2 separate regions of the Homo sapiens genome follow, and region 1 is linked to region 2. The links are chromatin loops, found by intact Hi-C in ENCODE. Cell type or tissue: PC-3. All regions are shown on one strand. Links, peaks and the distances in the headings refer to the core of each region. The heading gives the core; the rest is flanking DNA.

Region 1 (12,741 bases), core at 2,874-10,873, 120 kb before region 2:
GATATAACATTTGTAGGTGCCAGCATCTGTGAGTTGCACGTTTTTCAGCCGCAAAGAGGCATTGCCAACTATCACTTGATCAGCAAACACTGCTGTCCGGCCTCTGAACATTTCATCCTGCTCCGACAGCTCATCTTTGCCTTCTTTGAACTCATGGACCAAGCCTAAAACACCTTCCTTCAGCCATTGTATCACGATATCAGAAAGTTTGATGTCAGGTTCAAAAGTGCAGCTCAGGATTCCATCCTCCCCAATGTTCCCAGCTGAGGCGACAGTAGTGACTGTGATGGAGTGTCTCCCTGCAGTTCAGGAAGCAAAGATCAATGCTAAGGGAAGCCTTGGAACTTCTACAACCAAACCCTTCATTGCTGAAAGCCAGACAGAGACTTCTGTGATAAATTAAAAATACAGAAGAACATGAGAGGCAATAAGAAGACAAGAAGAGAAAGAGCAGGAAGACAATCATTTTGATATATATATATATATATATATAGCAGATCTGTCATATATAATGGCTTATGTAAGACCAAGTAACCCAAACCTTGAGAACACATTGGACTTGGGGTTTGAAGATGAAAATTCAAGTCTTGGCTTTGTCACTTAATAGCCATGTAACCTTCAGTAAGTCATGTAACCTCCTTGGATCTTAGAAAATTGGAGGTAACAATGTCTGTCTTACCTACTATATTAGTCCATTTTCATGCTGCTGATAAAGACACACCTGAGACTGGAAAGAAAAAGAGGTTTAATTGGACTTACAGTTCCACATGGCTGGGGAGGCCTCAGAATCATGGAGGGAGGCAAAAGGCACTTCTTACATGGTGGTGGCAAGAGAAAAATGAGAAAGATGCAAAAGCAGAAACCCCTGATAAACCCACCAGATCTCATTAGACTTACTCACTACCACAAGAACAGTATAGGGAAACTGCCCCCATGATTCAAATGATCTCCCACTGGGTCCCTCCCACAACACATGGGAATTATGAGAGTATAATTCAAGATGAGATTTGGGTGGGGACACAGCCAAACCATATCATTCCATCCCTGGCCCCTCCAAATCTCACGTTCTCACATTTCAAAACCAATCATGCCTTCCCAACAGTCCCCCAAAGTCTTAATTCATTTCAGCATTAACTCAAAAGTCCACAGTCCAAAGTCACATCTGAGGCAAGGCAAGTCCCTTTCACCTATAATCCTGTAAAATCAAAATCAAGCTAGTTACTTCCTAGATACAATGGGGGTACAGGTATTGGGTAAATACAGTCATTCCAAATGGGAGAAATTGGCCAAAACAAAGTAGTTACAGGGCCTATGCAAGTCCAAAATTTTAAAGCTCCAAATGATCTCCTTTGACTCCAGGTCTCACATCCAGGTCATGCTGATGCAAGAGGTGGGTTTCCATGGTCTTGGGCAGCTCCACCCCTGTGGCTTTGCAGGGTGCAGCCTCCCTCCCAGCTGCTTTCATAGGCTGGCATTGAGTGTCTGTTGCTTTTCCAGAAGAACAGTGCAAGCTGTCAGTGGATCTACCATTCTGTGGTCTGGAGGACAGTGGCTGTTTTCTCACAGCTCCACTAAGTGGTGCACCAGGGGGACTTTGTGTTGGGGCTCCGACTCCATATTTTCCTTCTGCACTGCCCTAGCAGAAGTTCTCCATGAGAGCCCCACTCCTGCAGCAATCTTCTGCCTGGGCATCCAGGCATTTCCAGACATCTTCTGAAATCTAGGTGGAGGTTCGCAAACCCCAATTCTTGACTTCTGTGCACTCACAGGCTCAACACCACATAGAAGCTGCCGAGACTTGGGGTTTGCACCCTCTGAAGCCATGGCCCAAGACCCTTTTGGGCACAGCTGGAGCAGCTGGGATACAGGAAACCAAGTCCCTAGGCTGCACACAGCATGGGGACCCTGGGCCCGGCCCACAAAACTATTTTCTCCTAGGACCCCAGGCCTGTGATGGGAGGGGCAGCCATGAAGACCTCTGACATACCCTGCAGACATTTTCCCCATTGTCTTAGGGATTAACATTCAGCTCCTCATTACTTATGCAAATTTCTGCAGCCAGCTTGAATTTCTCCTCAGAAAATGGGTTTTTCTTTTCTTTCACATTGTCAGGCTGCAAATTTTCCAAACTTTTATGCTCTGCTTCCCTTATAAAACTGAATACCTTTAACAGCACCGAAGTTACCTCTTGAATGCTTTGCTGCTTAGAAATTTCTTCCACCAGATACCCCAAATCATCTCTCTCAAGTTCAAAGTTCCACAAATCTCGAGGGCAGGGGCAAAACATCATCAGTCTCTTTGTTAAAACATAACAAGAGTCACCTTTACTCCAGTTCTCAGCAGGTTCCTCATCTCCATCTGAGACCACTTCAGTCTGGACCTTATTGTCCATATCACTATAAGGCTTTTGGTCAAAGCCATTCAACAAGTCTCTAGGAAGTTTCAAAATTTCCCACATTTTCCTGTCTTCTTCTGAGCTCTCCAAACTGTTCCAACCTCTGCCTGTTACCCAGTTCCAAAGTTGCTTCCACATTTTTGGGTATCTTTTCAGCAGTGCCCCACTCTACTGGTACCAATTTACTGTATTAGTCCATTTTCACAGTGCTGATAAAGAAATACCCGAGACTTGGAAGAAAAAGAGGTTTAATTGAACTTAACAGTTTCACATGGCTGGGGAGGCCTCAGAGTCATGGCGGGAGGTGAAAGGCACTTCTTACATGGCAGTGGCAAGAGAAAATGAGAAAGATGCAAAAGCAGAAACCCCTGATAAAACCATAAGATCTTGTGAGACTTATTTACTACCATGAGAACAGTATGGGGGGAACCACCCCCATGATTCAAATGATCTCCCACCAGGTCCCTCCCACAACACATGGGAATTATGGGAGTATAATTTAAGATGAGATTTGGGTGGGGACACAGAGCCAAACTATATCACCTACTTTAAAGGTTTCTTGTGAGGATCAAATCAAATGGATATTAACCTGATTTGCAAACTGTAATTACACATATAAGGTATTGTTATTCTCAGTTAACCAGAAGTAGCACAGAAGTGAAATCTCATGTTAACTAAATGTGGCCTAGTCATTCTGAAAAATGCTGAATTCTAAAGTGCTGTAACTTTTATTTCTGTTTGAATGACATAGAAACTAAGGCAGTGAGAAAATAACTGATTTGATCAAGTTTACAGTGCTAGCTATAGCATAATGAAGAACTGTATTTAATTCAGTTGATTTTTGGTTTAAAATGAAAGCCACCCTCTCCTCTACTGACATACCACCAGTAGAAATATTAATTATGTGCCAGCTGTATCCAACTGCTTCCTCCTCACTTGGCCAGCCTACAGCCTACCCAGTCAAGGAAGGATCAATCAGCTGTTCATTGTACACTGGGGGCTGCTGACTGAGGACACCTATTGGGGTGATTTAATTAACTGAATCTTCTTGAGAGGCTCTTTCTGTGGCTTGGATATGAAACTAAGGGCAGATGGCCTTGGAGCCCAAGAGGAGAGTGGAGGAGACACAAAGAAGTATGGGGGAGAGACCATGGGAGAGAAAAATGGAAAGAGTCTTTCATCCCCAGAGCTGTCTTGGATCCTGGGGTGTTCAGGTCTAGTTCCTGTCCTAATCTCTGCACATCCTTTAAACAACACCTGATATTAAAGTGGCCTGCACAAGTCTCTCTTTCTTACAGCCAAAAAAGCCCAACATAACGGGTCCTGAGCACTTCCTAACTGGACTTATCAGCTTCTTTATTGGTATTTCTACCTTTCATCTTCGCCTCCATCCAATCCATTTTACATGCATTAATCCTACAGGTAGACCTTCTTACAGTACAATTTGAACATATCTGTTTTCTAATCACTCATCTTTAATGGTTCCTAAGAGCTGTGGAATGGATTTCAGATTTTCCAGCCTGGACTTCAAAGCTAAACACTGCCTGCTACATAGTAAATGCTCCATACATATTAGCCCTTATTGCTGTCTTTGCAGCCTTCTCTCCAACTACATCCTTTCATAGTCCATTCTGTCTGTCTGTATCAAATTATTTGTTGATTTTCTGCCTTAAATAAAAAACATACAAACAAAGCAGACGTGTTTGTTGTTGTTGTTGTTGTTGTTTTAATGTGAGAGGTAAACATTATCAACATAAGGATATCCTTGGCTCTTCTCCTCTTCCAGCCTATTAGGGGTTGGAATTATCTCATTGACTCCTAGACCTCTACAAAGTAAATGAGGGTAATGAATGAGGAAGAGAACTGGAGAAGCTAATCTAGATGGATTTGCAGCAGAAAGAACAGAAGGCTACTGATGGAAGAAAAATTATAGCTAGAAAAGGAGGAAGAGGAGACAAAAACAAGTACATAGCCTGGTTTGGAAGGATGTTTTGGAGGCTTGAGAGCGTGAGAAAAGACACTTTGGAAGCAGCTGCCATGCATGGCCATTCCTGTGGGAGATCTGGGAGACGAATTATGAAAGAGGACAAAATGAAGTTTTTGCTGTGTAATAAGAACACAACACACCTCCATTCCCTGCATTGGTATTTTCTTGAACATTGATTTAAAGATTCAGTTTGCTTTGCAAGTATTGTTACTTAGAGAATGATATCCAAGGCATCCCAGGCTAGCATGGGTTACACAATTACACTATGCGCCTTCACACTGCTGTTCATCTTGTACCTATTAATTCATAGCTCACACTTCTTTAACACCAGTTATGCAAATTCTACTTATATTCAAAGTCCGTTCAGATGGCAGCCCTCCCATGAAATCCTCTTTTAATTCACCAAAGGAAAAATTAGTAGATTCTCTCTTTACTTTCCTGTAACTTTTTGTCTTTTTGGCCTTTATTATAGCAGCTGTCTCCCTCTACCTGGTCTCTAATCTATCTCTGGAACTAGTTTGTGAGCTTTTCAAGAGCAGAAACTGTCTTAATCCTATCTGTAAGTCCTGTAGTGCCTAGAGCTATGTTTCTGCAGAGAAAAATAATGTTTGCTGAGTTTATGAATAAATGAATAAATAAATGGAAATCAGTAGAAATCAAAGCATTGTTTGAGATAGGCTAAAATTATTGTAGGAGTAAGGGACGTTTGGCAGGATTACCACATCTAAACTTTGGGGAAATGTGATCCAATGAAAAGGAAGGCAATAAAAATACTGAGAGGTTCACAATAAAATCATGAATCAAATACAACTATGTTACAGCAAAGGTAAATTTGATGGTTGTTGATAAAGTGCCATTAAAGTTGAATTGAAAGATTACTTCTCAGAAAAAATACATGATTAGCACAGTTTATGGAGAGAATGAAATGGTAATGACATACCTTAGTTCAGCAACTGTATTACTGAATTAATTTTAATATGTTGGCCTTGAGCTCACAGTTAGGGAATCCGTTGAAATATCTCCCAGAGAAGTTAATGATTAAAAGTAGGCAGCTGTGGAATGCCCTAGGGACCTGCTGCAGGTTCTAGTCATTTAAGGTTGCATTAATGATGTGGCAGATGGAATGAGTGTAATGTTGATTAAATCCCCTCCACCCCAATGTCAAATAAAGAAGAGAAATAAGAGCCAGTGAGAACTTAAAAAAACCACAGGGACCTAGCCATTGCTTTGCACCCAGAAAGCAGTCAATAAAATACTTGTTTGTTAAGTGAATAAATGATTGTTAAAAGTGACAAAATTTAATTTGCAAGCAACCACATGTAAATATTACTTCTCACAAGAAAAGAAACTATTCAGACTTGCAAACAAACATAGGCTCAAGGAGGATTATGCCATCTGGCCTCCTATGACTCTCCAGGCCTACTGACCACCAGAGATTCTTTTTTTTTTATTTTTTGGAGACAGAGACTCACTCCACCAGAGATTCTTGTGTGACTTGTTGAGTCAAAGGACAAAAGGACCCCATGGAGATGGGCTAGAGGCAGGTACCTATTGATAGAGAATTCTATTAAATGGGCACAGATTTTAAGCATTTCATTTACCTCTAAGATTTCATTAAACCCCTTTAAAATTGGAAGACTGAGCCACTTACTGAAAATTAATTATCCAGCTTGTGAGGGCTAATTAACTACCACAGCTCCTGTCTGCATGAGGAAAGTGGGGCTGTTAAAGCAGGGGCAAGACGAAACCTGAGCAGCTCTGGGTTCACACAGTGGGAGTACTATTCAATCAGCGCTCCGTTGTAGGAGTAGGAATATCTTGAAGTGGGGGTATAGGTAACACAAGACAAGGATTCTTTACAGAAACTATGATGCTGGGGCAGCCCACAGCGCTGGATAAAACCTGGAAAATGAGCTGTCCTTTGAAATGACTCAGAAAGACAGGTTCGTACATTCCAGTAGCATAGAGAGCATGCTAGATGTCTTCAGCAGATGGTCACCAGCATCTGCTAAAACTCAGCTGTCCAGATGGGCACCACAGTACATGGCTTACAAGGTCGAAATGCAAAGCTTAACCTTGGGGTCAAACCTGTGAGTGTCACTCTTGCCAAAGAAGACGGTGGGGTGGGGAGAACAGTTGCTTCCGTGAGAAGAAATTTAAAAGGACACTGGGCAAGGCCAGATACGGGAACAATGTAGGAAAGCAGCAGAACATGGTGTTTGAGAACATGGCACAGGTACAGGCTGCCTGGGTTGAAGTCCCAGCTCTGCCACTTATTGGATATGTGACCTTGGTCAAGTTTTCTAACCCTTTATTTCACCATTTTTTAAAATCTGTAAAATGGGGATGCTCCCTTAGAGGGTTCCTGAAAGGACTTAATGATACAATGCAGGTAAAGTGCTAAATATTGTACCTGAATTGCCACATGCTAAACCTTAAATCAGTATTGATATTAATAACCATTATTAACTACAATCATTTGGAAAGATTGCAGATCAGAGCCCCAGGAGGTAAGGAAAACAACATTTCACTAAATGTTTGCTTACAGAGACTCATTTTAAGCCATGAGAGAGTAAGAATGACCATTATACCCATTTATGGATGAGGATAGAGACTCCATGAGGTTAAATGGCTTGCCGAATGCCTTGGATCTAGCTGTTAGTAGAGTCAGGGTCAAACACAACCTGGTCTGGCCCTGAGCCTATGCCCTTTCTACCATATTTTGCTGATACCCAGGGCCAGATTGAGACATGTAGAGTGCCAACCCAATAAGAAGATATCCCTACTTCACTTAAAAATCAAAACAACTAAAAACCACAAAATAAGTGTAAGAAAGGCCCACAGCTGTTTATTTTCTCAGATGACTCGAAGGTTTTTTTGGACAGATCAAATATTTTCTAAATAAACTGTGCAATGTTTCCATTTTGGTGTTATCAGCACACACCTAGTCGGTTTATCCAATGTCTGAAGCTGGAGCATTACTGTAGTGTGATAGGTCACTCACCAGGTTATTTAGGGGTGTATGTCTGCTGCTTGAACCCCAACAGCTGGGTGGTAAGCCAAGGCCTTGGTGCCCAGCTGAGGAGCAGATGTCCCTGAGAACCTAAACATCCCAGAGAGTATCTGAGAACACACCAAGAAAAACAGTCTCATTGCAAACACACAGCAGGCAAAGAGCCAGAAAACCAGCTTAAAAGCAGCTTAGATATGGGAGATGGCACAGATCTCTAGGGCTGTCTTGCTGCCACCCAGGAGTGCCCTGTATGTAAGTCCTAATAAACTCATTTACTCACCAAACTGGACTTGTCTAAGTCATTCTTTGGTCTTTCAACAGCTTCCCAGTTCTGGCAGGGGGGTGGGGTTGCGGGGGCGATACGGGACACATGTTACAGTTCCAGGTTTTGTTTGTAACAATTATTAGGAGGCAGCATCCTGTGGCTTCAAAGGAGGCCTTTCCTGGTTGACCAGGAAATTGTGCAGTTCCTAGGAGGTGCTATATGAATGCGTTAATAATAGCAGATTTTTACTAAAAGCATTGATGGCATCAATATAAATAACAATGGCAGCTGTTTATCACACACAGGTGTGTGAGTGGACTCTCCTTTAATTCTCACAATGACCCTGCCTATTTTACCAATGAGGAAACATTTAAGTTGTATCCCAAAGGATATACAGTTAGTGTGAGCGCTGAGATTGGAATGGCTCTGATTCTGAGATTCTTCCATTATACAGAGCTGTTCAAAGTCAGAGGGTGCGTGATAGCGCAGGGACTGGGCTGGGTATGGTTAGGGGCCTTTCCATCACGTCTCCTTCCTTCTCGAAGGCTTATCCACAAGGGTTGTCCTTTAACCAGGGGCTGATTGGAACCCCTCAACCTCTCTTTCAAATGGTCCACCGCAAATGCATTTTATGTTTTCTGGGGTTTTTATTTAGAATTTGTAAGGAGGAGGATGGCTATGAGAAGGTGGCATATACAGCATCAGGAGAGTTACAAAGAAATAGAATTTCTTTCTGTATTGGGGAAAAGTTTTATGTTTTCAAAAGCTGTGGTCTCAGGAATCATGCCTGCAAGGCAAACCATAAAACACCCTTCTCCACTACAACTCTGTGTGAACGTTGTCATTGGTATGGGGTGATGGGTAGGAGTGTAGGTTCGGGAAACAAATTCCCAAGGCTTGAAATACAGCCATGCTCACTTGCTGACTGTTGTGTGTCCTTCCACACATTTCTCATCTCATCATAGTAATAACATCTACCTCCTATTTGTTGTGTGTAGTAAGGCAAATCATGCATGCAAAGTTATTTAGTACAGTGAAGTGCATGAAGAAAGGATTCAAAAGATATCATCATGATAAAGTTTAGATATTTGTCTTCACCCAAATCTCATGTTGAAATATAATCCCCAATTATATTATATTGGAGGAGGTGCCTGGTGGGAGGTGTGTGGGTCATTGGGGCAGATCCCTTATAAATGGCTTGGGTCATCCCCTTGGTGATAAGTGAGCTCTCAGGCCCTGAGTTCACATGAGATCTGGTCGTTTAAACTTATGTGGCACCTCCCCACCACTCTCTCTCCCTCTTGCTCCTGCTTTCGACATATGACATGACTGTTTCCCCTCGCCGTCCATCATGACTGAAAGCTCCCTGAGGCTTCACCAGAAGCCAGGCAGATTCCAGCACCATGCTTCCTGTAAAGCCTGCAGAATCGTGAGCCAATTAAACTTCTTTTCTTTATAAATTACCCAGTCTCAGGAATTTCTTTATAGCAGTGCAAGAACGGCCTAATACATATCATCATCTGCTTAACGCTATTTGCTTAATTTCAATGTCTTATATATTAAACCAGCTAATATTTTATTGAATTCATTTAAAATGTGATAATACGATCTCTGATAAAGGTTATAGTCCTTTTAATAGAGGCAATTGAAAAAATCCAACTAAACAGTATTAAACTAACAAACTGCCCATTTTATCCAAATAACCAGCTGTCACCCTGTGAAATGGGAAGGAGGCAGAACACCTTTTTATTGGCAGTAGTAGAGTTTTAAATTTTTGATGGTACATTACTGGATTGAGCAGACTGTTACTTCCATCTATTCACACCTCCATGCATCCATCCAACTGTCCATTCAAAAAGCACTTACGGAGCACCCTGTGCATTCAAGGAGCTGAGTACAGTTCTTGAGGTGGCTGTCGCTATGCAACAGGAAAAGATATAAGTAGCAAACCTCCTGACTAACACAGGGAAGTTATGATATTGTGAAAATTCTTGCTAGGAGAGTCAACACCACTAACAACCAAAAGATAAACAACTCTCTTAAGAGTTCTGATGCAAAGCCAGTGAGCCTTAGGTCCAAGAAAGTTTAGTCATCAAGATTTAGAGTGACAAATAAATACTAGGGTTTTAGTTGAAGGTGATGTATAAGATCAGGAATAGGGTAAATTATAATTAACAGTTAAGCCTTAGTGGCCTGGCGCGGTGGCTCACACCTGTAATCCCAGCACTTTGGAAGGCCGAGGCGGGTGGATCACAAGGTCAGGAGATCTAGACCATCCTGGCTACACATGGTGAAACCCTGTCCCTACTAAAAATACAAAAAAATTAGCCAGGTGTGGTGGTGCGCGCCTGTAATCCCAGCTACTCTGTCTCAAAAAAAAAAAAAAAGAAAGAAAAAGAAAAAAAGAGTTAAGCCTTAGTGAGGAAGGTACCAAAATGTACTTTAGCATTACTATCTTTAAAAGTTATTCCAAAATATTTGGTTTATCAGTCTATATTTTATTTCCTTATAAAGAATATATATGTAAATCAGAGAGCAGTGGCTCACACCTGTAATCCCAGCACTGTGGGAGGTCGAGGTGGGTGGATCACTTGAGGTCAGGAGTTCGAGACCAGTCTGGCTAACAGGGCAAAATCCCATCTCTACTAAAAGTACAAAAAATTAGCCAGGTGTGGTGGTGCACGTCTGTAATCCCAGCTACTCAGGAGACTGAGGCAGAAGAATAACCTGAAGCTGGGAGGCAGAGGCTGCAGTGAGCCGAGATTATGCCACTGTACTCCAGCCTGAGCGACAGAGCAAGACTGTCTCAAAAAAAAAAAAAAGAATATATATGTATGTAAACATAAAATGTATATATACATACATGACATTATATGCATTTTATGTTTTTATATATACATTTACAAATGTTTTTGTATGTCTGTACTGAAGTATACAAACATAAAAATCCACACATCATAACTGTACAGCTTGAAGAATGATTATAACTTTATTCCATGTAACCATCATCACACCAAGAAATAGAACCTTACTGCCCTCCCAGCAGTGCCCTCATGCCCCTCCTCACTGCTACCTGCTTACTTGTCCCCAAAGGTAATAAGAACCATTATTCTACCTTTGACCAGCAGAGATCCATTTGCCTGTTTTTGAACTTCATATGCATAGAATCATACAGAACTTACTCTTTTGTGCTCTTCTGTAGTTCCACATTATGTTTTGCATATGAAAATGTACTCAGTCTCTGTCACCAGGAAACAGAAATTAAAACCACAAAATTCCACAACACCCAGTATTGGTGAGGGTGTGGAGAGCTTGATCTCTCATGCATTGCTGGTGAAGAGTAGATTGACTCATCACTTTGGAAAATTGAATGGCAGTATCTACTAAAAGCTATTTATTGGCCTTTTGGACATACTCCTTGTGAGCTGCTTTTTTAAGCACTCACACTCCTTGTGAGCTGCTTTATTTTGAGACAGTAGAAAAAGAATTGAAAGATGGCCAAGTAAAGCAGGAAGAGGAATATTAATAAAGATAAAAGCCAAAATTAGTAAAATAGGAATACAGATCAGAGAAAATATAAATAAGCTAAAAGCTGGTTCTTTCAAAACTACTATAAAGCTAACAATACCTTATAAATCTATTTTAGTATATGAGAGAGAGAGAAAGAGAGAGCAGAAGAAAGAAAAAGAGAAAGAGAGAAGACTAGAGAGAAAGAAAGAGAGAAAAAAAACCGAAATTATGAACAGGAAAAGAAATAAATTAACATAGGAAATCAATATTAGAACGAAACAGGCTAGTGAATTCAGAAACAGATCAGAAACAGAAACATAGGAAATCAATATTACAATGAAACAGGCTAGTGATTTCAGAAACTTGGTTGAGAGAAAACAACCAAGATTATGAACAGGAAAAGAAATAAATTAACATAGGAAATTAGTATTAGAATGAAACAGGCTAGTGAATTCAGAAACAGATCCCCACACATTTGGATACGTGATTTACGACCATGACGGTACTGAAGGGAAGTGGGGGAAGGACAGTGTGTTCAGTAGTGGTGCTGGGTTTATTGGATACCATAAGGAAAAAATGAATCTTGACCCCTCTCTTGTACTACATATAAAATTAACTTGAGATGGTTTGCAGATATAAATGTGAAAGACAAAACAATAAAGCTTCTACAAGATAATCTAGAAGAACATCTTCACGACCTTGGAATAGGCAAAGATTTCTTAAACAGGTTACAAAAAGCTCCAAGTATAAAGAAAAGGATCAATAAAAATTAAAATTAAGAACTTCTGCTCATTGAAAAACATCATTAAGAGAGTAAAAAAGCAAAGTGTAGAGTAGAAGAGATTTGGTGATACCTGTAACTAGTTTGCATCCATGATAAAGAAGGAATTACCTACAAATCAAAAAGAGAAAGACAAATACCCCAATAGAAAAAAATGAATGGAAGATAAAATACACATGTTATTTACTTTTTTTATTTTTAATGTAGAGACAGGGTCTCTTTTTGTTGCCCAGGTTGGTCTTGAACCCTGGCCTTAAGCAGTACTCCCACCTCAGCCTCCCATAGTGCTGGGATTATAGGCGTGAACCACCACAACTGGCCTAAAAAATATATGATTGATGACAAAGAAAGTGGGGAAGGGATGAATGTCTTTTCTAGCAAACACAACTCTAGCAAGTTTTCTTAGCTTCGACTTTGTGACAGTATTGAGTGCCAGCATGTCTACACTGGAGAAGCATGGCAGAAAGGCCACTGGAATATAGAAAATAAAGTTACGGAGCTTTGGTCACAGACTGAGTTAAAATGAATGTGTTGGACTGAGTCAGGTGGTTTATGAAAAAAAGAGCAGACAATTTGCCTCAGAGAAGAAAACTGCCAGCCTTAACTCATTCAGTGTCAAAATTAAAGCAGCATCCATAAAAGATGCTTCAGAGCAGTGGCCTATGCAGAAGAGGAAAGTGAAGAGACTCTTCTGCAACTGACATTGGCTAGATACGTTCAGAAACTAACCATCTGTGCTACAGCGGTATCTGTTTCCTACATGGTACAGTAGTCATGACCAGTTGTCTCT
Region 2 (12,741 bases), core at 1,551-9,550:
AGAGGAAAAATTATTCCTTTAAAAACCAAAACCTCAAGACTGTTTTAAACCAAAATATAAACTACGCAGGTGGCATAGGCATCCTCAAGTCCAAGAAATTAACGTAAACTGGTTTGAAGCCAGCAAATCAACTTGGCAGAGGGAAGCGTGCATTTCCAACGTCTAGAGCCAGAGTCAGCAAACTAAGGCCCGTGGGCCAAATACTGCCATGGCCTGCTCTTGTAGACTTTGTGTGTTAAGAATGGATTTTACATTTTTAAAAGGTTATTACTAAAAAAAAAAAAAAAAAAAAAAAAAAAAAAAAAGGAAGAAGAGAAGGAGGAAGAGACAGAGACTGTGTAGCCTGCCAAGACTAGAATATTTACTATTTGGCCCTATATAGAAAAAGTTTGCCAACCTATGATTTAGAGGACAAAGAGAGCCCAAAGGGATAAAATATCCTTACTAAAGATCAGCTTACAATAAAAGATTACCCTGCAACTAACTCATGCCCTATTTAGGAAAGTCAATAAACTCAATGACTAGTAGGATTAAGTAGCTTTGCAAATTTTAGACGATAGTACAATCTGAAGAGACTATAAAAATAGTATTTTTTAAATAATTAAACTGTATTCTTAGCTATTCTGGAGGCTGAGGCAGAAGAATGGCTTGAGCCCATGAGTTCAAGGCTGTAGTGCTCAATGATGGTGGCTGTGAATAGCCCAGGCACTCCAGCCTGGGCAATATAGCGAGACCCTGTCTCTAATAACAATATTAATAATGAAAGTGACAAAGGGAAATAGTTTCTTATGGTTTTTTTTGTTGTTGTTTGTTTGTTTTTTTCCCGAGACTGAGTCTTGCTCTGTCACCCAGGCTGGAGTGCAGTGGCACCATCTCGGCTCACTGCAATCTCCGCCTCCTGGGTTCAAGCAATTCTCCTGCCTCAGCCTCCCAAGTAGCTAGGATTACAGGCACCCACCACCACGCCTGGCTAATTTTTGTATTTTTAGTAGAGACGGGGTTTCACCTTGTTGGCCAGGCTGGTCTCAAACTTCTGACCTCGTGATCCACCTGCCTCAGCCTCCCAAAGTACTGGGATTATAGGCATGAGTCACCGCGCCTGGCCGGAAATAGATTTTTAAAAAAACTTTTATAAAAGAAAATGTAGTAGTTGGAATTATAATTCAAAGGAAAAATTAGATAGCAGATGTAAACACAACTGAGGAAGTAATCAATGGACTAGAAGGTAAATCTTAGAGGATTAACCAGAATGTAACACAAAGTGATAAAGGGATAAAAAATATGAAAAAGAAGTTAAGAGTTAGGAAGAACAGACTAAGAAAGAATGATTAGTTGTAGTTCCCAAAAGAAAGATTAGGAGAAATGAGAAAGAATTATTTGAAGATAAAATTATTGTGAATTATTAAGAAACAATAAAAATGTAAATCTTTATATTCAAGAAATACATTAAATCTTCAGCAGGATAAAAATAGATAAATCCAAAACTAGGCACATTATGGCAAAGTATTAAAAACAAAAGAAAAAGAAAATAAAAATAAGCAGAGAGTGACCGGGCTCCGTGGCTCACGCCTGTAATCCCAGCTTTTTGGGAGGCTGAAGTGGGTGGATCACCTGAGGTCAGGAGTTCGAGACCAGCCTGGCCAACATAGTGAAATCTTGTCTCTACTAAAAACACAAAAATTAGCCGGGCCTGGTGGCACGTGCCTGTAGTCCCAGCTACTTGGGAAGCTGAGGCAGGAGAATCGCTTGAACTCGGGAGGTGGAGGTTGCAGTGAGCCAAGATCATGCCACTGCACTCCAGCCTGGGTGACAGAGCAAGACTCCATCTCAAAAAAAAAAAAAAGTCATCAGAGAGAAAACATAAATTAACACTGTGGCCAAGATTGCTATATAGCCACCCAAATATATTCTGAATCGTCTGAAAAACCAGAGTTGTAGTTGAGCATAAGGATGCTAATGTTAGCATTCTATGAGGAAAGCATGTCTTCTAGATATGACTTTAGAATCATGTAATATTTTACATAATTATGAAACAAACTTAAAGTTTAAAAAAAGCAATCCCTAAAAGTGGAAAGTAAAAGGAAACAATCCTAACATGTATCTAAATAGTGACATAACCACATAGAGAGAGATTGGTCAGAGTGACTTTCAGAGGGAGGCTGAGGCAGGAGAATGGCGTGAACTGGGAAGGCGGAGCTTGCAGTGAGCCGAGATTGCGCCATTGCACTCTAGCCTGGATGAAAGAGCGAGACTCCGTCTCCAAAAAAAAAAAAAAAAAAAAAAAAAGTGACTTTCAGAAATAGTAATTTGACTGTATATCACTAGTGGTATATACCCTAAAAGCAAAAAGAATGACATAGGACAATGTTAAACTACTCACAGTAATCATGTTGTTAGTGGTGGCAATGGTATTATCATGTGGGCATTGTGGGATAAAGCGAAAAGAGTAATTATGGTACTGTATTAGTGTGTTAGGGCTGCTGTAACAAAATACCACAGACCAGGAGCTTAAACAACAGAAATGTATTTTCTCACAGTTTTGGAGGCTAGAAGTTCAAGATCAAGATTCTGTCAGAGCTGGTTTCTGGTGAGGCCTCCCTTCCCGGCTTGTAGACAGCCACCTTCTTACCATGACTTCACATGGCCTTCCCTCCTTGCACACCGGGAGAGAAGGAGAGAGAGAGATCACTGTCTCTTCCTCTTCTTCTTCTCCTTTTTTATAATAGAGACAAGGGTCTCACTATGTTTCCCAGACTGGTCTCAAACTCCTGGCCTCAAACAATCCTCCCACCCTTGCCTCCCAAAGTGCTGGTATTACAGGTGTGAGCCACTGTACCCGGACATGACTTTTCCTCTTCCTATAAGGATACCAGTCCTGTCAGATTAAGGCCTCGCCCTTATGATCTCATTTAACCTTAATTTCCTCCCTAAAGGCCTTATCTCCAAATACAATCATCCCTTGGTATCCATGGGGCATTAGTTCCAGGGCTACACACCATATCAAAATCGGCAGATGCTTATGCTCCTTATATAAAGTGTATTTCATATATAATATAAAATGTTATTTATTTAAATAAAACCTACCTACATCCTCTCATATACTTCAAATCATGTCTAGATTACTTATAATACCCAATACAATGTAAATACTATATAAATAGTTGTTATACTGTATTGGTTTTTTAATTTGTGTTATTTTTTAATACTGTATTATAATTTTTTTCAAATATTTTTGATCCTCAGTTGATTGACTCCATGGATGTGGAATCCACAGATATGGAGTGGCAACTATATAGTCACTGGAGGTTACAACTTCAGCATATGAATTTTGGGAGACACAGTTCAGTCCAATAACAAGTACCATTGAAAATTGAAAATTTTCACATAGGAGAAACGAAATACAGATGTAAGATAGCTAAGACTAAGTGAAAAACCTGTAGTCCTAAATGTGAGTAGAAACTATCAGTATGAGCATATATATATATACACACACACACACATACATATTTGTAATATAACTTTATATATGACTATATAATTTATATATATTATATCTATCCATTGAAAAGGCCTGAAAGAAAAGATAAACTCAGTAGCAATGAGACCACTAGTACCCAGATTATAATACCATTTCCTATTCAAATGAACCAGAGATTCTTAGAAAAAAATCTTTGACTCTAGGCCTGAGAAGGGAAATGTAAAAGCTGTACATATAAAATTTTGTCATCCCTGGTAGCAACCAAATTATTAGTTATCATTTCAGTGGGTTTATGAACCAACTTGAATAGTCTTCCCCAGCCAAATATAGGATAGTTTTATTTTTGGAATTGATTTTGACTACAGAGTATCTGAGCTTGCTTGCCCACTGGCTAGAATTCTATTAGTTACCTGATATCCTTTCAATAAATTCCTCTTTTGCTTTGAGTAAGTCAGAATTATTTTTTACTTTCAACTAAGAAACCAACAAATGAAACTTGCCTAGCATGACTGAAGGCATAATTGATGTTCAGTAAATGGTGATTTCCTTCCTAGGAGTCAAAAATCTACTATGACTTCTTTTCAGATTTTAAAAACTGTGAGGGAAACTTCCTGCCTATGAGGACTTCCCTCTTTCATGAGGGAGATTCTGCCTCTGTTCACATCCCCTGCAGCTCCCCTACTCTCCTCTACTCAAGGGAAGAAGGTCTGGAAGCCAATTGATCACAGTCCAAGGTTTTGACTGGGCCCCAGTAATCAGTGGGCAGGGCCACTGTCTCAAAATGTCAGCACCCAGTTCCTGTTTTCCCGCATTTTCTGCTTCCTATCTCCCAGTGGTAAGCAGACATAAGATCTCTTAGGTCTTCCTCAACCTGATGCTAGAGAGTAAATGCATTTAGTATTCCTCTCAAAGGTTGGATCTCTCTATCAAACAATATGCCTAAAATTTCCATTTGAAGAGAAATAAAAAATCCCAGTTACACACTGAGGCTTAAGACATGCTCAAGTTCATCTTTTACCAGAAAACGCTGCATTGGGAATTATCAGGTGCTGACTTAGCTAGTAATCATATAATTCATTGATTCTCATTTCCTGCTGTTCCTTTCCTGGCACAGAACTCCCCTGAGACACTAAAGGCAAGATGGGACCATTTAAGGACTCAGATATTCTTGGGTTCCTCACAGAGGAGAAGATGGGTGATACCACCAAGTAACACCAAAACTCCTCTCTCATTCTTACAGAACCACCAAGAGATGGGAAACAAAGTGCAAAAGAATATAGCATGGATACTGACATTTCAACACAGTGACTCTGACGTTTATGCTTAGGGGCTCTGACAGGTTGGCATAGGGTAGAAAGGAGCAGAGGAGGAGGCCAGTGGGAGGAGAAGGAAGGCCAAGTGAGAGGATGGCCTCCTCTGCGGTCTTCACTCGATTCTCTTTACCTCACTCCACTCTCCCCCATTAATTCCCACCTATACATCCAAGGAAGAGAGTGATAAAAAGGGTAATGAGGATGAGTCAAGTTCAAAGGTATTTTATTGGCCACATTCTTTTTTTGGGTGTTCATGTCCTGGGAATTTCTCTTTTGTACCTCTGGTGTGCGAAAAGCACACTTATACCACCTATGCTCCAGATTTTAAAGAGAGGCTCATTTCTCTCTCCTTTCGTTGGCATGGTTTTCCTTGGATTCATCTTTTCTTGCTGTCACAAAGTTAAAATAACAAAGCCTGAGAAAGAGGTATAAACTTAGGGGGAAAGTACCAAGACGGTCACTTGGACATTTTATTATTATTATTATTATTATTATTATTATTATTATTATTATTATTATTTTAAGGGTCTTGCTATGTTTCCCAGGCTGGTCTCGAAATCCTGGCCTCAAGTGATCCTCCCACTTAGCCTCCCCAAACACTAAGATTACAGCCATGAGCCAAGACACCTAGCCAGGGCCTAGTTTTAGCATTAATTTTGCCTTTAGATTAGACAAAAAGAATCTTTCAGTGGTTATCCCTAGCTTCGCAATGGCCTAGGGTAGTATTTGAAGCCAAAACATTCTTATAAAATGCATGCATTTGCCTGGCCCTGTCCTCTGAGCATGATGTCTCCCTTGTGGCACTCATGGACAAGGGCAAAGCTCTGGCAAGGCAGGATTTGGGTGTTCAGAACCTTGAGCCCAAGCCCAATACTACCCCCAACCCCAAATACCATGTCTTCCAATTCAAATAACATGGGTGATAATGGGCCTGCCATTCTAAAATCATGTCTGGCTAATGGCTTGGCAGGTGAATAATCTGCTATGAGCCTACCTGAGCAGTGGCTGCTCTTGGGACCAGAAGATGCAAACACACACAGCTGTGAGGAAGCCCCAGCTCTTGGGAACTGTTGCTGCAATCTCCAGGTCTACTGGCCTTGCTTCACTGTTTTCTGATGTCTCCATCAGCCCCATCCTGATGATCTCCTGGTACTCCCCGACTTTAAGGAGACCTGTTTGCTATGGAAGCTCTAGGAAATGCATAATGGTATGAGGTGATGGCTTCCAATAATGGGCCTTCGCATTCTGAAGATGATGTGGTTGAAATGTGAATGGTTCAGTCTGCTTGGGAGATGATCTTTCCAAGACAAGCTCCTGAACTGATGCTGCCTTATCTTCTTACATGTGTTCCTTTGTTCCCAAGTCACTTACTGGGACTTCAGATGCCATCTCAGGTCCTCTGCTTCCCTCTTCTGGTCAATTGAAGGGAATCTTTATAGCCATTTAGAGCTCAGGGGAAGAATTAATATATGATGCTACCTAGTATAGAACCAAATAATAATCTCCTAGTGATCACTTTTCAATTCACAAAAAGCTACACCCAGGAAATAGGGTAATTAAATATAACATTATTACCTATTAAATATGCTCACACTAAGGCAGTCATAACATCTATTCTACTGTACAGAACCAGAGGGAAGATGTTGAGCCAGCAGTTCTACATGTGATATCACTGTGTGTTTTTGTAGAAAGGGTTCTTTGGTTAAATGTATTTGGAAAATCTTAGGGTAAAATAAGTTACACAGGTTTCTTTACTAAAAAATTGCTCAGGGCCTTTAAATTTATAACGTGAATTGTTAATCTCCCAGGGGGATATGGTATATAATTTTTGATCGATGACTCCTTGATTGGAGAGAATTCCAAGGATTAGCATTCCATTCTGTAGAATATTCTGGGGGAAATGTGACACTAGACATTGAAAAGGTGAACTTAAAAAAGAAAGATCTTCACATTTTGAAATGGCAAGTGTCATCTCACCTAAGCCAACAGCAGGTCCGCAAAGCAAATGACCATTAGTACCTCTTGAGTTGATATCAGCCTCAAGTTTTTTTAAACCACAAAGCTTAGAGTTGGGAAAAGGACCCTAAAGGCCCTAAAGGTCCTTTGCAGACCAATCCCTCCATTTTGTAGATAAGATGACTGAGACTTAGAGAGCTATATAGTCTCAAAACCCAGTGAAGAAATATAATTTTACCATGTATTGGTGGGAATCCAGGATACACCACTGTTTAGCTGAGAGGAGCTGTCCATCACAAAAAGCCTGCATTTTGACATATTCGATAAGCAGGTTTTTTTTTTAGTTTAAGCCAGGTGTGGTGGCTCACACCTGTAATCCCAGCACTTTGGGAGGCCGAGGTGGGTGGATCACCTGAGGTCAGGAGTTCGAGACCAGCCTGACCAACATGGTGAAACCCTGTCTCTACTAAAAATACAAAAAGTAGCTGGGCGTGGTAGCACATGCCTGTAATCCCAGCTACTCGTGAGGCTGAGGCAGGAGAATCGCTAGAACCCGGGAGGTGGAGGTTGCAGTGAGCCGAGATCATGCCATTGCACTCCAGCCTGGGCAACAACAGCAAAACTCCATCTCTAAAAAAAAAAAAAAAAAAAAAAAATTAGTTTAGAAGAGTATATATCAGGCCATCCGCTTCACTGGAAAGATGTACGCAAGATGCTGCAGCCTTTAACAAAGAAGATCCAACTTATTATTCATTTATAAACCCACAGAAGGCACTTTTATAAAAAGACATCATCCTCATTCATGCATCAAATGGAAAGTCAGGAAATACAGTTTGTGTTAAACTCCAAAGGGCTTTGATGCTTTTTCATAAATGTTAGCACATTTGGGAGAACACCACAGCCTTCTGTGTTAGCTGAGACTATTCTGGTTGCTAGTGACAAGAACCCAGCTTGAACTAGTTTAGGCAGAATAAAAAGGAGGGTGGGGAGTAATTTATGGGAAGGCTCACATAACAAAAGGAAGAGCTGGCCGGGCAGGGTGAATGAAAGAGCCATCAAGATTATCACCTTCACCTCTTGCATTTCTCTCTGTCAGTCAGCTTTACTCTTCTACTGCAGATGGGATCTGCCCCCTCATGGGGGTGGTGGCTCTCTTTGGCTCATAATTTCACATCTTCCCTACCAGAAAGCAATGGTCTCTAGTTCAAAGGTCCCAGAGAAGGGCTCTGATTGGCCTTGCTTCTTCAAGGTGTACCTTTCTGAGGTAAGGGAAATAGGTCTTAATAGAGGCAGATAGCCTGGTGGGTATCAGTATGGGTTCTGAAGTCCAACTGCTTGAGCTCAAACACTGGCTCCCCTGCCTACTAGCTGATTGATCTTGAGCAATTTACTTAAGCTCTTTTACCTCAGTTTCCTTATCTGTAAAATGGGGACAATAATGGTTTACAGGTTTTATATCACGATTAAATGAGGAAAATATGTAAACAATTTTATATGGTACCCAGCACAAGGCAAGTAATCAATAGTCATTAGCTTTTCTCATTACTGGTTCAGCTTGGAGGGTTAGGAGGTCATGCTTAGATCAATCACTACGGCAATTCAATGGAAAGATTAAGAGCATAAGCTCTATGGTCTGATGATGTGATTTCAAGTTCCAACTCCTGCACTTACTAGCTATACCTTATGCAAGTTGCTTAACTCTTCTGTGCCTTTGGTTTCTTCATCTATAAAATAGGGATAATAATCATTCCTATCTTGTAAGATGGTTGCAAGAAATAAAAGAGATGACAAATTTGAATCATTTAGCATCTTGTCTAGCACACAGTAAGCATGCAACAAAGTTATTATTAAGGCTGTGCAGGCGGTCTACCAAAAGATGATATCTTCCATTTGAATCATGACAGTAGGAGTATTTCATTCATTTATTCAATAAATACTTGTTTAGTGCTACTATTGTGCTAGGCACTGTGCTGAACGTTAAGAATACAGGGTGATGAGCAAGACAGATAATGCCCTGAGTTCATGAAGCACACGTTAGTAAGGCTTTAAGCAGCGCGATATTATTCTGGGCAGGACAAACAACAAATGTCCACTATACCTACCAACTATTAAATCCCTAACTTCTGGCTGGGTGTGGTGGCTCACGCCTGTAATCCCAGCACTTTGGGAGGCCGAGGCGGGTGGATCACCTGAGGTCAGGAGTTCGAGACCAGCCTGACCAACATGGAGAAACCCTGTCTCTACTAAAAATATATAATTAGCTGGGCGTGGTGGTGCATGCCTGTAATCCCAGTTACTCAGGAGGATGAGGCAGGAGAATCGCTTGAACCCAGGAGGCAGAGGTTGCAGTGAGCCAAGATCATGCCATTGCGCTCTAGCCTGAGCAACAAGAGCGAAACTCTGTCTAAATAAAATAAAATAAAATAAAATAAAATAAAATTAGCTGGGCGTGGTGGCACGTCACTGTAATCCCAGATACTCGAGAGGCTGAGGCACGAGAATTGCTTAAACTTGGGAGGTGGAGGTTGCAGTGAGCCGAGATAGTGCCATTGCACTCCAGCCTGGGCAACAGAGCGAGAGACTTGGTCTCAATAAATAAATAAATAAATAGATCCCTAATTTCTCTGTTGATAACCAGTCCTTCAGATTTCTTATCTTCTGCCTTGTCTCAAAAACATAGTCACACTTAACCATTATATCTCTTTCTCCTTGTAAAGGGATACCTCTTTCTATTCTTGGTAGATAATTATGACTATGTATGAATGTACATACATACTGTATGTATAAATTGTATTATATGTATATATTCTTTATGATATTTTGATGATCTGGTAGATCACTTACCTGTTAGGAGTTTGGGAGACCTACCACCTTGATTAGCCTCAAATTTAGGAGTAAAACCAGGACAGCAGAAGGTCAGCTTCTCCAAAAGATAAAAGAATCCTTCAAAAGTTGGTTAGTAAACTTACCTCACATTATATACAAAAATCATTCTTAGGTGGATTATAGATTGAATGGAAAAAGTAAAACAATAAAGCTTCTGGCAGATAACATAGGAAAATATCTTTATGAATTCTGGATTAGGAAAGGTTTCTTAAACAAGATCCCCAAAGCACTTAAAATAGTTTGAAAAAGTTGACTACATTAAAATAGTTTGAAAAAATTGACTAGATCAAATTCAAGAACTTCTGTTCATTAAAGTGCATCACTAAAGGAGAGAAAAAGCAAACCTCAAAGTGGAACACCATTTTTCAATGTGTGTAATCAACAAGGGGTTCAGGGTTCATATCTAAGATACATAAAGAATTCCTACGAACCTACCAGTCAAAAGAAAACAAAAACAGACAACACAACAAAAAAAACAGGCAGAAGATTTGACAGATAATGAATATGAAATGAGCATTAATTCTCAACCTCATTTGTTAGCAGGGAAATGTACACTAAAGCCATACTGATACACCACTATACCTCACTAGAGTATCAAACCAAGCTTTCAAGGTTGTAGAACATCAAGAACTCAAATGTTGTTGATGGAAGTGTAAATTGGCACAATTACTATAGCAAACAGATTGACATTATCAAATAAAATACAAGATATGCATAATTTATGACACAGCAATTCACCTCCAAGTTATATACCCTCATAAAACATATGTTTATGTGCACCAGTATACATGTTTAAGAATATTCATAGCAGTACTGAATAATAACTCCAAATGGAAACAACCTAAATGTCTATCAAGAGTGAAATAAATAACAAATTGTGATCTATTCATACTATGAAATACTGTATTATGAGAAATAAGGAAAAAAGTACAGCTGCATGATATATAGAGGATGAATCTTAAAGACACAATATTACGTGAAAGGAGCCAAACAGTACAGAATATACACTGTATAATGTACTTTATATACAATTTTTGTTTTAAGACTGAATCTCACCATGTTGCCCAGGCTGATCTTGAATTCCTACGCTCTTGCAATCATTCCCCCTCAGCCTCTGGAGTAGCTGGGATTACAGGCACACGTCACCCAGCCTGGCTCTATACACAATTTTTTAAAAGGCAAAATTAAACAAGTTTTAGGACTAAAACTATCAAAGAAGAATAAGGAAGTAAATACTATAAAAATCAAGAGAGTATTCACTCTTAGGGAGAGTGAGAGGTTACAATCAGGAAAAGGTTTTTACAGCTATTAGTAATGTTTTATGGCTTGACACAAGTAGATTACACTGAGGTTTATTTTACAGATTGTTAACTCGTATATTCATTTTAAAAACCTTTCTGTATGCATGTTATATTTTACACACACTCACACTCAAGAGTAAGTATAGTGCAGACACAATGGACAGAGTCAGATAAAGGGTAGGACTGATCAAGTTCAAAGTCACAGAGCTCTCTAAAGGAGGGTTGAAGGTCACCAGCTTAAAGATGATCACCATCTTAGAACAAGCACTTATGCAACTTGCTGCTAAATGGGAAAAGTGGTGGCTTGCCCAACCACATTATATATTCTATTGATATAACTTGTAGAGAGGGATTTAGTTATAGAGAAAATATACAACAAACATTAAATCCATAGGTTTCAAATGATCAAAGCTAAAAGTCTCCCAGAACCCCTATCTAGGGGTGCATGCGCAACTCCACAAATCTGTAGTCATTGGAGGGGAAACTCAATGGACAGATGGAGAGTTCCAATCATCAGAGCCTCTGCTGCCAGGACATCCTTCATCCTAGCATGCCCGTTTTTCACTGGACCTGGGCAACTGACTTGCTCCCCAGCTGCCACAGCTTCTCCAGCAGGAATTGCAATCATGTCTGCCCTGCACCATCACCTCCTCACCATTGTAATCATACCATTTTGCATCCTCCTTGTCTTCCCACAGCTTGCATGTAATCGAGGGGTTTGTATGCTGGTTTGTTTGGCTTTGGCTAGGAAGAGAAAAGTTTCTATCATAAACATGCTCCCTACATTTTCCCCATGCTGTTTAGTTCATGGACCCTTCCTATATCACTCTCATACTGCCCTTCGCGTCCTCCCTAGTGCCAGCAGCCAGGGATTTTTTGATGTTTATTGGGCACTTATAACTCTTAAGCTTCATAATAATGAATGAGATGGGAGTATTATTATCCTTACCTAGGCTTAGAGGGGTTAGGTACTTAATTTTCACATCTCTGCTTCCTTGCCCCTACTCACACACGTCCCATACAAATCTAATAATTTTAAAATATTTTCATTGAAATAAATATATTAAAGGCAATTTTGAAAGTGAATTTAATTTCTAATCACACCATTCTCACTCATTTTTCTGTTTTTCAAAGTTTTGCCATGTTCATATATAATTATATGATTATATACATATTCTTTTTCTCGTTTTTTTTAAAATCATAAATCTTTTATCTTTGTCTTGAGCTTAAATAACTCTCAAGATCTCATTTTGGGACACAGCTTAGCATTGCACTGAGAAGATAAATAATAATCTGCTTAACCATTCCCATATTATTGGGTATTTAGGCTTTTTAGTTTTAACTAATAAATATTGTGTGCAATAATACATTTGTTAAAGTGAAATATAAAATTTTACATTTATCCCTGTTAAATTTAACTTCATTAGCTTTTGGCCAATTATTACAACATATCAACAGCTTCTTGAATTTTTACTTTGCTATCCAATGTGCTTGCATGATTCATGGATTTGATGAGTCATTAATTAAAGCATTGAAAATGGCAGACCCAAGAACAGAAGCTTACAGAGGTATATGTGCCAAAAGGCACACTGGAATGTTCAAAATAACACCCATGATATTTCCAAACTTGCAACAGCCCACATGTCCATTAGCTGCAGAATGTGCAAACAAATACATATGCACAGAATGGACTACAATATAAGAATAAAAATGAATGCACTACAGCTAGAACCATTACTTGGATGAATCTCACAAAAAGAAGCCAAACACAAAAGAATACTTACTCTACGGTGCCATTTTAATAAAG

Evidence for each region. Hi-C counts contacts between places; a loop is a spot of excess contacts. Peaks named below come from ENCODE experiments on the same cell type or tissue, not always from the same donor. Only the 100,000 strongest peaks of a DNase experiment are listed, where the experiment ranks them.
Region 1: it touches region 2 in a loop (4-fold over the local background); 2 of 110 quality-filtered maps call a loop at or near these places.

The regions. Positions count from the first base shown.
Region 1 is chr1:117,156,623-117,169,363 of GRCh38, forward strand. It overlaps VTCN1 (V-set domain containing T cell activation inhibitor 1), which reads right to left. Exons shown (of 6, transcript NM_024626.4): 3 at 1-299. Among named protein-coding and RNA genes, the nearest start is that of TRIM45, 41 kb to the left of the region's middle. In PC-3, for the core only: no CTCF peak of the experiment used is centred there; a DNase peak (open chromatin) is centred at 9,649; H3K27ac peaks cover 3,197 bases.
Region 2 is chr1:117,278,598-117,291,338 of GRCh38, forward strand. No RefSeq gene overlaps it. Among named protein-coding and RNA genes, the nearest start is that of LINC01525, 10 kb to the right of the region's middle. In PC-3, for the core only: a CTCF peak has its summit at 6,192 (motif pointing left); a DNase peak (open chromatin) is centred at 6,184.